Regions from separate parts of the Homo sapiens genome. Here all the other regions are linked to region 3. Evidence: chromatin contacts called from ENCODE Hi-C data. All regions are on one chromosome and are shown on one strand. Each heading gives the region's core, a stretch centred on a gene start or an enhancer-like site at or near the end of the contact. The rest is flanking DNA. Distances are from core to core; before and after follow the strand shown.

Region 1 (4,229 bases), core at 90-2,589, 1.9 Mb after region 3:
TTAGGAAGCAACTGCTCTGGGGAGGGGGAAGGGGGGAAGAGGGGGAGGGAAAGAGGTCACGGGAAGCCTCCCTTCCTCCCACTGGCCTACCATTGAAGGCCTGTCAGGAGAAAGGAGAGAAGTGGGAGAGGGAGAGGGTGTGGCAGGGGTGGTCTGTGTGGCAAGAGGTAGAGAGAAAATAGTGGATCAGAGCAGGAGGGGGAGGAGCAGGGAAATGAAGCTCCTGTCCTAGGCACTGAAGTGTGGAGTGGGGCTGTGGCTAGAAAGGGGAGAGAAGATGCCTTTCTGGCCTTGCATGAGTCGTGGCAGAAAGGAGGAATCGCGAAGAGGAGCCGGCCATACCCAGCACACACCCCGAAGCCAAGCTGCTCATTACTAGAAAGGCTTATTCCCCCACAAGAAGTTAGTGCGGGCCAGCTAAGTGCCTACTATGTGTGCAGTATAGAAAGAAGTGCCCTGGAGAACCAGGTCGCGGGAGGCGGAGCCAGTCAACAGGGCTTCACCGAGGGGGCGAATTCTGTACACGGTTGTGAAGGAGGGTGGCTGTGCACGCGTGCAGGCTCCGAGTGCAGAAGACGAGGCAGGCCAGGGAGGAGGCGGAAGGAGGCGGAGCCTGAGCCGGAGGAGGGAGGAGGAGGGAGGAGGAGGAGGGAGAGCCGAAGCCGCGGAGGGTGGGAGGTGTGAATGGTGGACGGGTGAGGGGAGTGCCAGAGGCAGAAAAGGGAAGGAGGCGAGGAGGAGTAGTCGTGGCCCGAGGGCGTGTGGTGGGGCGAGAGCTGAACTGGACGGGAGGAGGGAGGCAGTGGCGGTGGCAGCGGGGAGGGGGAGGAGAGAGGGAGGGGAAGAAGGAGGAAGCGAGCGCGGCTGCTGCAGGGGGAGGAAGACGGGGAGGAGGAGCCGTGCGCCGCGGCGGCGGCCGCCAGGGGAACCGAGCGCCCGGCGCGGAGAGCGCGGGAGCGGAGCAGTAGCCCGATCCGGGGCCGCGGGCCGAGCTGCCGGTGAGTGAAGCCCCGAGGGGCGCGGCGGCCGGTCCCCGGGGCTGGGCGGGAGGCGCGGGAGGTTGCGGCGCCGGGGAGGAGGGAGGGGGGCCGGCTTTAGTCCAGGGGCCGGCTTTAGTCCAGCCCCCGGCTGGCCCGGCCTCCCGCCTTCCCTCTGGCTTCCTCCCTCCGCTGCCTGCGCGAGGGGGGCAGGTCCCGGGCGGGCCGCGGGCTGGGGGTGGTGCTGCCCGGAGGGCGGGCGTCTAGGGCCGGAGGGTGGAGCTGGGGGTTCGGGGGTGTACCCGGGGGCGGGAGGCTGGACAAGGACGGCTCTAAATTGGCTGGAGGGGCCCGTCGGCGGCGAAGTTGCTAGCTGGGGGCAGAGACGGCCACGCGGTTGCAGGAGTAAGAGATCCCTCTGTGGCGAGTGCGTGAGACGAGGAGTCCGGCGTCCCTGCCATCCCCGTCGCCCTCCCCGCCTGCTCGGCCCCGCTAGCTCCTCTCCTTGCCTCCGCGTGTCCCCTAGCTCTGACCCCTTTTGGCTCCCGGTTCGCTGCCGCAGCACTGCCGGGTCTCCTTGGCCCCCGCCCTGACCCTTTCGGCCTCCGGCTTCCCCTGACCCCTGCTTGCTTCGCCACTGCCCCGTTCCCGTTTTCTTCCCTCGCTAGTTACCCCTCCCGCTTCCTAATTCCCGGTGCAATTGCCTCTTTGAGACCTCTTTTTTTTTTTTTTCCTCTCCTTCCTTTTAGATTGGCCAACGGCTCCTTTCAACCCTGCCTCGTTGGTGGCCACTGGAGAAGCGCGGGGGGCTCCCCCAGACAGCCGTGGGGACAAGTTAGAGCCAGCACTTTACCCCGGGCCTTGCGTGTAGCTTCCCCTCCCCTACTCTCGGTGCCCTGGTGTCTGGAGGGGGGTTGTGGGGGTGTGCCCGCCTTACATGGTCCACCACCCGGGCAACCCTCTGGGCTTGTGTTCCATCTCACTCTTGCTTCCTGTACTGTGGTCAAGGGGAACCACTGCATCATGTCCCGGTATAGCTACCAGAGTCTCCTGGACTGGCTCTATGGGGGCGTGGACCCCAGTTTTGCAGGCAATGGGGGCCCCGACTGTGCTGCCTTCCTCTCTTGGCAGCAGCGGCTGCTGGAAAGTGTGGTGGTCCTGACCCTGGCTCTGTTGGAGATCCTGGTGGCCCTGCGGCACATCCTGAGGCAGACGAAGGAGGACGGTAGGGGTAGCCCTGGCAGCCAGCCAGAGCAGGTGACCCAGCGGCCAGAGGAAGGCAAGGAGAGCCTGAGCAAGAATCTGCTCTTAGTAGCCCTGTGCCTGACCTTCGGGGTGGAGGTGGGCTTTAAGTTCGCCACCAAGACCGTCATCTACCTGCTCAACCCCTGTCACCTGGTCACCATGATGCATGTGAGTCTGTTGACTTTTTCCTGGGCATCCTAAGTGATAAGAGTCATTTATGTGCTCAGGACACTCCATAGTGTACAGCACCTCATCCCGGCGGGCAGGGGGACCTTTAAAAATGATTTTCCAACGAGTGGCTGCCTTTGTGCCGATTTCAGGTTTGGCTTTCTTTCACCTTTGCACAGTGCGTCAGCCCCACAGTGGAGGTGAGGAACCTTGTGCCTGAACCCTAGGAACGACTGGCACTCACCCTGGCTGCCCCTCCCTTCCAGCCCAGCCCAACCCTGCCGTGCCCTGGGCTTTCACAAGCAGGAATTCCAGCCCCAGCCAGGTGCCCTTTCTGAATCACATCAGTGGACCATGACCCAGCTCCCTTGCCTTCTGTGGTAGTTAATTTCCCAGGGGCCTGGTGACACTCTTTCCTGGAGGTGGTCGCATAAACTTTCTCATCTACACTGTGGTACTTTGGGGAAATACTTTTACAGGTTTCTCTTAATGACTCTTTCATTTGGGAGTGTATGCTCTTAGAGTGAGGTCTGCCTTTGCATTTTGAGGCATTGGAGCAGCACCAAGCTCCTACTAAATGAGTTCTGAAGCAGGTCCCCAGGCTGACATGTGTACTTTGGGCTGGTGATCACTATGGTGAGAGGGTATTTCTTTTTTTGCAAACCTCTCCATCCTATTACTGTCATTCTGTCTCCTATGGTCATAGTCCAAGGGTGCTTAGGAAGCTGATTTCTTTACCTCATCGACTTCCACCCATTAGCGGTGCTAAGGAAAACAAATGGGATTGAAAAGGCAAGTTGCCAGATACATAAAAATAATCTGGGTGAGGACCAAGAGTGAGACTGTCTGTATTCAGCCTGTGTGGAGAGATGTTCTAAAGCTATAAAATCATGGAGGAGGAGGAAGAGGAGACTGGGAGAGCAATCAGTCTTTTTTAGATTTCAGGCTGTGGAAAACCGGGTGTGTTTTATTCAGGGGCAGTTTTGAAACCTGTCATTAGCATCTTTACTGCCTTTATGTTTGTAGAAGGTTATTCTTTGGAGACTTGTGACAGCCTAGCTTGGGGCAGGAGGTTGAGATTATTATCTCCATTTTACAGGCCTGGAGGGGTTTAGGAATGGCAGGTCATTTGCTTGCAGCCAGAAGATGAATTAGTGCCTGGGTTAGAAAGCAAACTCATCCACCTTGAGGTTGCAAGCTGTCAACCCCAAAGTGAGGGTGGCAGTGGGTGGTGGGGCAGTCCTGTGGGAAGACTCAGGCAGATGAGCACCACACTGTCTACCCATGGCTTGGATACTTGCTTGCACTGTGTTCCTAGGAACTCATTTGATTGCAGGCTTCTGGATGTGGTGAATGACCCCAGCCCCTTCCCTTCTTGCAGATATGGTAAGAAGGTATGGATAACTTTGGAATAAAGTGGCTGTTTTTGATTGGGTGGCTGTAAGCATCGGGGCTGGAGTGGGCAGCATTTTTTAAGAGAGGGCTTCTTGGGAAGTGATGCCATTCACAGGAAGTCCAGGGCTGTCCCAGCTAGACCTTCTGTGTAAATTTGAGCCAGTCTTCTTTCTTTCTTTTTTTATGAATGGGCTTTTTGTTAATGATAGGAAACAACGCATCTCAGCCGATGCTGTGTGAGGCTGTCGGGACAGGAGTGCTTTTTTAGGATGGCAGGTGGTGAGGGTCAAAGGGTGCATCTTCTACAAAGTGGTCTTGAGGCCTCTGGCAATCACATATCTAGAAGGTCGACAAAGGACTAAATTCAGCCTGACTGGAGCTGCGGCTGATGTGATGACGTCAAGACTGGCAACACCATGGTTTTTAGAAGCAAGATTTTTAGAG
Region 2 (4,287 bases), core at 599-3,098, 1.2 Mb before region 3:
TGCTTCATATTTAGTCAGAGCTTAAGGCCCTGGACGATTGCAAGGGTTGGTAGAAAGCACTGGACTCAACATCGAGATTCTGGAGGTTAGTTCTGACTCCTGCACTGACTTGCTATGCAACCTTGAGCAAGTCATTTCCCATGTCATCATCTTCAATATCCTCATTTAAAAATGTTACCGGGTACAGTGGCTCATGCCTGTAATCCAATTTGGAAGGCTGAAGTAGAAGGATTGCTTGAGCCCAGGAGTTCAAGACCAGCTTGGACAACAAAATGAGACCACTGTCTCTATTTAAAAAAAAAAAAAAACAGCAGAGCATGATGGCACACGCCTGCAGTCCTAGTTACTCAGGAGGCTGAGGTGGAAGTATTGTTTGAACCCACGAGTTTGAGGCTGCAGTGAGCTATGATTGAGCCACTACTCTCCAGCCTGGGTGACAGTGAGGCCCCGTATCTAAAACAAAATGAAAAAAAATGAGAGTACTGGGAGTATTAAGAGATTCAAATGAGATCACGGAGGTAAAGTTGCTTTGAAACACAGAAAGAGCGTAGCACCTGTGTAAAGCAAGCTTATTAACATTCCCAGAATATTGAAGGACAAAGATGTGCAGTCCAAGATTCTTGAAAGTGTGCATGGAGAAAAGCAAGTATCTTAGCCCATGTCTTTCCCATAAGCTTCAGGGGAGTGTGTTGACAGTAATTGGGGCACCAGGGTTTAGTAGAGCTAGATAGATAGTGTATTAGTCTGTTCTCATGCTGCTAATAGAGACATACCCAAGACTGGGTAATTTATAGGAAAGAGGTTTAATTGACTCACAGTTCCCCAGGGATGGGGAGGCCTCAGGAAACTTAGGATCATGATGGAAGGAGAAGCAAACAAGTCTTTGTTCACATGGCAGCAGCAAGGATAACTGCCAAGCAAATTGGGGAAAAGCCCCTAATAAAACCATTAGCTCTTCTGAGAACTCACTATCATGAGAACAGCAGCATGAGGTAACCGCCCCCATGATTCAGTTACCTCCCACCAGGTCCCTCCCGATGACATGTGGGGATTATGGGAACCACAATTCAACTTGAGATTGGGGGCAGGGGGGACACAGCCAAACCATATCAGATGGGAAAGGCAAGGGAAGTCAAAGTGGTGACGACTATTATGATAGCATGTGTCAAAAAAGAACAATTATTAGATGTGTATACATTCATATATACACCTATGCACAATGTATAGTAGTGTGTGTACATGTATATATAAATATATGTGCATGTCTCTATCACATCTGTAATGTGCCAAGTACTCTGCCAGCCCCTTACATATGCTGTCTCATTTAATTCTTACATTAACCCTGTTAAAATGGTATTATTATCATTCCTATTTTATACATGAAGAAACTAAGGCTTAGAGACATTTTCTCATGGTCACTTAGCTAACAAGGAGTCGAGCCAGTATTTGAACCCAGGTTTGGTTTAAATCCAGAGTCTGTCCCTATAACCACCAGGTACAAAACAGTGCTGGCCATAGAATCCTCTGGATGGATGAGCCCTGCTCATCCTGGGCTTTGTGCTGTAGGTTTAGAGCTCAGCCACTAGAGGGGGCTGCCTGTCTTGCTGTTAGCGAAAACGAATTGAATCGCTAGGGACTTGGAGGCCGCTGTTCTCTCCCTTGGATGGAAGACTTCTAGAAAAACCCAGAGCCTGACTCCAGCTGGTTCCTGGTCTCTCCCTCAACCTCTTTTAATTCACACTTGGTCCCAGGCCTCAAGGTGTCCCCAGTGATGGGGATAGCAATGCCTTTTTGTGACAGTTTACACACTTCTTTCCCCGTAGGCTGCAGGAGGCCAGGGTGAGCTGCCTGCCCTAAGGGACTTTCAGGGCTTCTCTGGGGGAATAAGGAGGAGGGAAGGAGGAGCCTAGTAGTTAAGAGCCAGGACTCTGTAGTCGCACTGTCCTGTTCTACCCCAGCTTCCCACTCATTGCCTGTGCTACTAACAGGTCACTTCACTTCTCTGAGTCCCAGTTTCTTATCTGTAAACATTAGGATGCCCCACCACCACCACCACCCAGTTCAGGATAAAGTGTGTGTGGTGCCAAGCACAGTGCCTGGGATAGAACGGGAGAGCTCAGCAATTGGTAGTTCCTCCCACTTTTCAGCCAGAGTGAGACATGCCCAGCCAGGGCCCATTCCACTCTGAGGCAGCACAGCACCGAGGGGCAGGAACAGAATTCCCTCATCCCCCTCTCACCCCTGGTAGCCCTGTGCCCACAGCCCAGGTGCTGTGAGAGCCTGCCACTGCCGGGCAGGAGGTCCCCAAACATTCCTCCCTCAGTGACACCTTTCAGAGGCCCTCAGTGTTTCCTGGCCCCTGGCCCAGAGTTCTTCATATCCTCTGACTCACTTCCCTGCAGCCAGAACTTAAATCTTTTCTCCCTTGCCCTCCCACAGATTTAATCCTTCAGCAAACCCTGTTGATTCCACCTCCTGAAAGCACAGGGCTCTGGTGTCAGGCAGCCCTGAACTCTAGTTCTGCCACTTACCATTAATGTAACCTGGAGCAATTGCTGTCATCTCTCAAATCTTGGATCGGTCATTTATTAATTACGTGACCTTAAGATTCCTTAACCTCTCTGAACCTCAGTTTCCTCATCCATAAAACAAGGAAAATAATAGTGCTTGAGTTTTAGGGTTGCCATAAGGATTCAATGAGGTAAAATGTGTAAAAAGCCTGACGCTTAGAAGGTGCCACAATTTACCAACTGTGTGATTTGGGGCAAGTTTTAAAAACCACTCTAAGCCTCAGTTTTCCCAACTGTACCTATCCTTCAAAGTTGTTGTATTAAAGGAGTTAATCCATGTAAGGTTCATAACAAGAATTCCAGAATTATCAGCTGTTCTAACTCTTATCCTCCTAGGTATCCTATTGTCTAGTCTTCTCTGGACAGGGAAAGCCCCACTCCCACACCTGTGGGTGTCACCACCTCCTACTCCCCCGCCCCCCTGCCACCCCGCACTGTGACTTTATGGCTCTCTAGTGGACAGACAGTTCATCTCCTCTCTTCTCCAGTCTCCTGTTGTAAACTGGTGACCTGACTTCACTGTTTTACTTGTCATGGCCTGGTGTTGGTTCCTGTATTTTTTACTTAATCACTGCTGACAAGGCTTGTAGCATCTTCCATGCAGGCACACAAACCCAGGCACAGAAACCCAGCTAACTCTTAGTTTTCTCATTAATAAGTGGGGATAATAATAAGACCTATCTCTAGGACTGTTGTGATTACAAGTACCACACAAGATGATGGGTGTAACGTCAGTAGCAAGTGCTGTGGCACCCGCTGTCAGAGCAGTCATTCCTTGTTGGCTTTCTGTATCTGGGTTTCTGTGTTTCCATGGAGGTTGTCACGAGCCTTGCCAGCCAGGGGATAAACCAAAAACACAGGAACCAACACCATGTTCCTGATAGGCCAAAACAGTGGATTCAGGTCTGCTAACAACCTTATTTGGGATGGGGATTGGCCACCATTTGGCAAAAGGGAAGTGGGGAGGAAAGGAGACAATGTATCTACCCACTAGATGGGTCACACAGGCACAGTTTTGAGGAGGGGGTGAGAGGTGAGGGTTTGTAACACCCACTGGGTAGGCAGAGGGCTTTCCGTGCTGAGGCAAAGGAGAATAGGCGACTATTTTAATGAGCATGTGCTGTGTGGGGAAGAGGTGTGACACAATAAAGAACTACAGTCAGGAGTTCAAGACCTGCCTGGCCAACATAATGAAACCCCATCTCTACTAAAAATACAAAAATTAACTGGGCGTCGTGGTGCACACCTGTAATTCCAGCTGTTCGGGAGGCTAAGGCAGGAGAATTGCTTGAGCCTGGGAGGCGGAGGTTGCAGTGAGCCAAGTGCCACTGCACTCCAGTCTGGGCAACAGAGTGAGACCCTGTCTCAAAAAACAAACAAACAAAAAACTATAGAGGTTGTAGTGAAAGGGTTAAGAGCAGAGAGCTGACCTTGACACTTGAGGGGAGTGGGCCTATGATTTGAGCCAGCATGCAGCAGAAAAGGCATTTGAACCCATGTTCATCTGCTTCCAAAGCCCATGCTCCTAATCATTACAACGTTAAGGGCTGGCACATAGTAAGTGCTCAATAAGTATTGTTTAATGAAGGCATTCATAGTGCTGCCTCTTTCTGAAAAGTTTTCTCCCTCCATTACTACTCATGCCCATCCTTCAAAGCCCAGCTCAAATGCAGCCTCACCCCAACAGATGTGTTCTCTCACTGCTGCAACAAGGTGG
Region 3 (4,392 bases), core at 1,557-4,056:
TTATCAAAGTACTCACATCGTCTTTATCATTCACTGGCACTCCAAGTTGCAACAAAAATTCAACAATTTCTGTATGTCCAGCTGAGCATGCCCAGTGCAATGCAGTTCTGCTGTCCTACAGAGAAGCAGTAATAGAAACATTCTTGAAATAGAAGGCAAAAAAGCAAGAAAAAAAATACTGGTGCTGGCAAATCTATAGTTTGAAAATACGAAATGCAGAGCACTGGATCCTCAGGTAGGTAACCTTAAACTATATTACTTACTGGTATAAGACAGATGAAGGTTTAAGTAACATGGGGAGAATGACATTGATGAACATACGTAATTCTGGGCAGAATACGACAAGGAAAGTAGTAGAGCAAGAAACTGATTTCAATGCTTTGACAGAAATACATCTTTGGTTGTTTTACTATTACATTATTTACGTACTTTTATGTCAGGCACTGTGCTGGGAGTTTTACATGTATAGTATCATTTAATTCCTACCATTCTACACAGTGCTTATTATCTCCATTTTTCAGATGAGGAAACTAAAACTCCTCAGGGTAAGCAACTTGTGGACGGTCATATGGATACTAAATGGTGAAGTTGGGGCACAACTGTCAGTGAAGTTCTGACTCTGAAATCTCTACTACCACACTGACCTCAAGTTAGATGCTGTAGAAGGAACACATGAATCTAATGGGGGAAGAAATGTTCATTAAACTAGTTGAAATTATCTAGAATTTAAAATCATAAATAAATTAGAAATATAATTTAGAAAACACAACACACAGAAAACAAGAAAATTACTTTTTATAAAAAATAATAAGCTATGGCCGGGTGCGGTGGTTCACGCCTATAATCCCAGCACTTTGGGAGGCTGAGGTGGGCAGATCACCCGAGGTCAGGAGTTCTAGACCAGCCTGGCAACATGGTGAAACTCCGTCTCTACTAAAAATACAAAAGTTAGCCAGGCGTGGTGGCAGGCGCCTGTAATCCCAGCTACTTGGGAGGCTGAGGCAGGGGAATCGCTTGAACCCGGGAGGCAGAGGTTGCAGTGAGGTGATACGGCACCACTGCACTCCAGCCTGGGCAACAAGAGCGAAACTCTGTTTCAAAAAATAAATAAATAAAAATAAATAAAAATTAAAAAAGCTATAGTAGTCATTATTTGTCAAAGGGAATCCCTATTTGCAGTGACTGCTATACTTCTTAGCCCCACAGAATAGAAAATGGTATTTTAAACTCTATTACAAAAAAATTTCAAACACAAAAATAGAGGGAATAGAATAGAAACCCACAGGCCTACTGCTTAGATTTAACAACAAACATCTTGCCCTATTTGCTTTAACTAGTTTTTTCCTTGCTGAGCTTTCCAAAAACAAATCCTAAATATCATGACTTTTCACCCTTCTCTTTCAGTATGTAAAAAATAAAGGTATTTCTTATATAACTATGAGACCATTATTACACTTACTAAAATTAACACTAACTCCTTTAGAATGTCTAATATCCGGTCTGTATTCAGATTGCCCCCAACTGTCTCCCAAATGTCTTTTTGCAGTTGGTTTGTTTAAATCAGGAACCAGACGAGATCCATAAATTGCATTTCTTCATGTTTTTTACGTCTCTTGATGCTGAATAGTTCCTTTCCCTTTTTAAGCCACTGACTTGACTGAAGAATGGTTAAATTTCCAATGGAGTATTAAATCTTAATATAAAGTATTACATTTAAATTTAAATCCTTAAATATCACCAGACCATAATGAAGTAAACCAGGTAAAGATAAGGCCATTTTCAGGTTGAGTAATAAAGGAAAGTTCCAGAAAAGAGAAAACAGTCTCTTGATTTCTAATTCTCTCCCAAAAGACACAAAATGGAGATCTGTAAGTATGGGACAGTCTCACTAGTGCTTACGACACTGTCTGCGAAACACAAGGCCATCTATAAATATTTGTGGGCTTACTAAAGGCACCATGAATCCTAGAAACTGAGGATGAAAGCACGAGAGTCCTGTGAGCAGGAGGGCAGAAAGAAACACTTCTAAACTTCTGTCTACCTCTGCTTAGAATGTCCACTCATTCCCCCATGGAAATCCCACTCATGCTTCAAAGTCTAACTAACCTTCCCTTCTTTGCAAAAACTTTTCCAATTAACGACAGTCATATTCAGCATCAGATCCTCCTATTAACGTGTTCTGAAAGCACCATGTAAACTTCTCTGCCGAGTATTTACCACAATTTGTAATCGGACATGTTTTTGTGCTTATTTTATTGTCTGCATCTTCCACTCCACCGTATCCCCAGCTCCTAGCAAACTGCCTGGCACGGAAGGGGCGTTCAATTTCACATGCGTTACTGAATACAGTTACTAGTAAAGGTAAATAAATCCATATAAAAAGCCTTCCTTTTCACTGATTGGGAGTTTCTGAGAAATGCGGTAGACGTTCTAGAACTATCCAAAAATCAGGGAGCGGAGCTCCGGGCCAACGGGAAAATATCTGAGGTCTGTGGGGCTAGCTCCCGCAGGCCTATCGCGAGTCCCGAGGTGACCCAGGGGGACTGCTTGGGGCGGCGGGGGCGGGGTTCTGCTTCTCTCAGAAACGGGGCCTCCGCTAGGGCCGGGCCCCGAAAGCCACGTAGGGCTTCGCCGACGTCGCCGACTGCGGAGAGACCTAGCGTTGCTTTACCTGGTCAGTTCTAGTAGCCAGGGATTTATCGGCCAGAATACTCTCCTTCAACTCTTCCAGCTTCCCGCTGTAGGCCAGGTTGCAGACCATTAGGTTAGACACACACCCCTCCATTTCGCTGTCCCAGCAACTACTTGTCGCGCGAGCAACGCCCGCCTCACGTCGCCGGCTCCGGCTACGCCAGTCAAAACAGCCGTTAGAGCTTCACCAATCACCGGCCTTCCTCGTTCCCTTTTCTTTTCCCGTCGCGCGGCGCCTCTGGGAGTTGCAGTTTGAGAGCAGTTCCGGGCAGGGAGGCGCCTTTGCTGCCCTCACAGACTTGGCCCCTAGCAGTGCAGAACTACAAGTCCCAGGGATCCTAGCGACCGTCCGTCCGTAGTCAAGTTGCCGGTGGAATTGGCCCAGGATGACAGCTGGAGAATGGAGTCAGGTACGGGGAGCGGCTTTGAGTGGAACCGTGTGAAAGAGCCGGGGTGGGTAGTCGCTGGCGGGTCGTTGAGTCGGCCATATGAAACAGGTTCGGGGGCAGGGCAAGAGTTATGAGAGCCTAAAGGTCCTGTCCCCCGGGGTTCCTGACCTGCAGTGGCAGGCGGAAGGGACAAGGGTTGGAGCTGAGTACTACCTACTGAGCTCGAACCGGTGACTGTGGCTACCCTCCCCCTCCCTGCCACCGCCTAGGGAGTGGAAAGAAGTGGGGGTTAATTACTCTGACATCTCGGCGGTGTGGCATCAGGACAGGGTTCTACCACAGCAGTGATAGCATATGGCACCGTACTGAGGTGATGTGCCAGGGTGATGCCAAAGGCAGGGTGTGATGCCGTGGGAGCCACCTGATATCTAAGAGACCTCGGTGAGTCCATAGCCTGGTGACATCACAGCTTGATGAGGGTCATCTTAAGGATACCGGGCTGTGGTGTTGGCATTTTAATATCACGATATTAACTATGTTGTCAAGGCTTTGCTACAACTATTAAGCTAATAGTGTTTCTTTTTATAGAAATCCCAAATAGTGCCATAGCAGAAGCAATGCAAGACTGATCCTTTATAGGGCATATCCAGAGGACATTATGCCACAACTAGGTAACGATAAGAATACATTCAAGAAAGAGACTCATGATGTTTATGTTTATCCTGTTATAGTGTAGAACAGGAGTTGGGAAACTTTCTGTAAAGAGCCAGATAGTAAATATTTTAGGCTTTGTAGGCCAAAAGGCAAAATCAAGAATATTTTGTTGGTACTTTTATGACAAAAGAGAAAACAAATTTCAACAAATTTTTATTGATGAAATTCAAAATATAATAGTAATTGAGTACTTTTTTTGTAATACAGGAAGACTACCAATGAGAAGAATAGAATTCTTTTTAGGGGATAATATTTTGCTTAATTGGGGCTCAGAATTAGTGTTCCCTATTGTCAAAATTGATTTTAAGTGTTCATCTGTTAATGCTGATCTGTTAGGAAATTTTTACCTATTTAATCTTTGAAAATGTCATTTTACATAGATAGGTACTGCCAAATACTGATATCAATTCATAAACATATACTTTTTTATTTTTATTTTTATTTAATTTTTCAAAAATTTCAGAATAGTTGTAGATTTATAGAAAAGTTGCAAGGTTAGTAGAGTTCCTGTATAACACTCACTCAAAATGAGGCACATTTTACATATCATAAAATTCACTGATTTCAAGTGCATAATTAAATGATTTTTGGTAACTTT

What was found. Hi-C counts contacts between places; a loop is a spot of excess contacts on that map. Pooled maps may share reads with other maps.
Region 1: a map of B cell shows a loop between it and region 3 (19-fold over the local background). The contact joins the promoter of TMEM164 here to the promoter of PSMD10 in region 3. A Hi-C loop is called at or near these places in 1 of 168 maps with a recorded cell type or tissue (B cell), 2 of 37 single-sample maps with no recorded cell type and 9 of 50 pooled maps.
Region 2: a loop to region 3 is called in a pooled map, with 5 times the contacts of the local background. The contact joins the enhancer-like site here to the promoter of PSMD10 in region 3. A Hi-C loop is called at or near these places in 3 of 50 pooled maps.

The regions. Positions count from the first base shown.
Region 1 is chrX:110,001,775-110,006,003 of GRCh38, forward strand. It overlaps TMEM164 (transmembrane protein 164), which reads left to right and starts at 1,340. Exons shown (of 7, transcript NM_032227.4): 1 at 1,340-1,404; 2 at 1,727-2,390. The coding sequence starts at 2,001. RefSeq lists a silencer at 585-1,444 and an enhancer at 1,547-2,202.
Region 2 is chrX:106,892,948-106,897,234 of GRCh38, forward strand. No RefSeq gene overlaps it. Among named protein-coding and RNA genes, the nearest start is that of RIPPLY1, 8.2 kb to the right of the region's middle. RefSeq lists an enhancer at 1,708-2,232. Within about 2 kb of position 1,849, at least 5 of the 41 ENCODE cell types and tissues checked have a DNase peak (open chromatin) inside an H3K27ac peak, as active enhancers do.
Region 3 is chrX:108,088,736-108,093,127 of GRCh38, forward strand. PSMD10 (proteasome 26S subunit, non-ATPase 10) reads right to left here and starts at 2,807. Exons shown (of 5, transcript NM_002814.4): 1 at 2,672-2,807; 2 at 17-115. The coding sequence starts at 2,785. It overlaps ATG4A (autophagy related 4A cysteine peptidase), which reads left to right and starts at 3,043. Exons shown (of 13, transcript NM_052936.5): 1 at 3,043-3,101. The coding sequence starts at 3,092. RefSeq lists enhancers at 2,556-2,955, 3,006-3,245.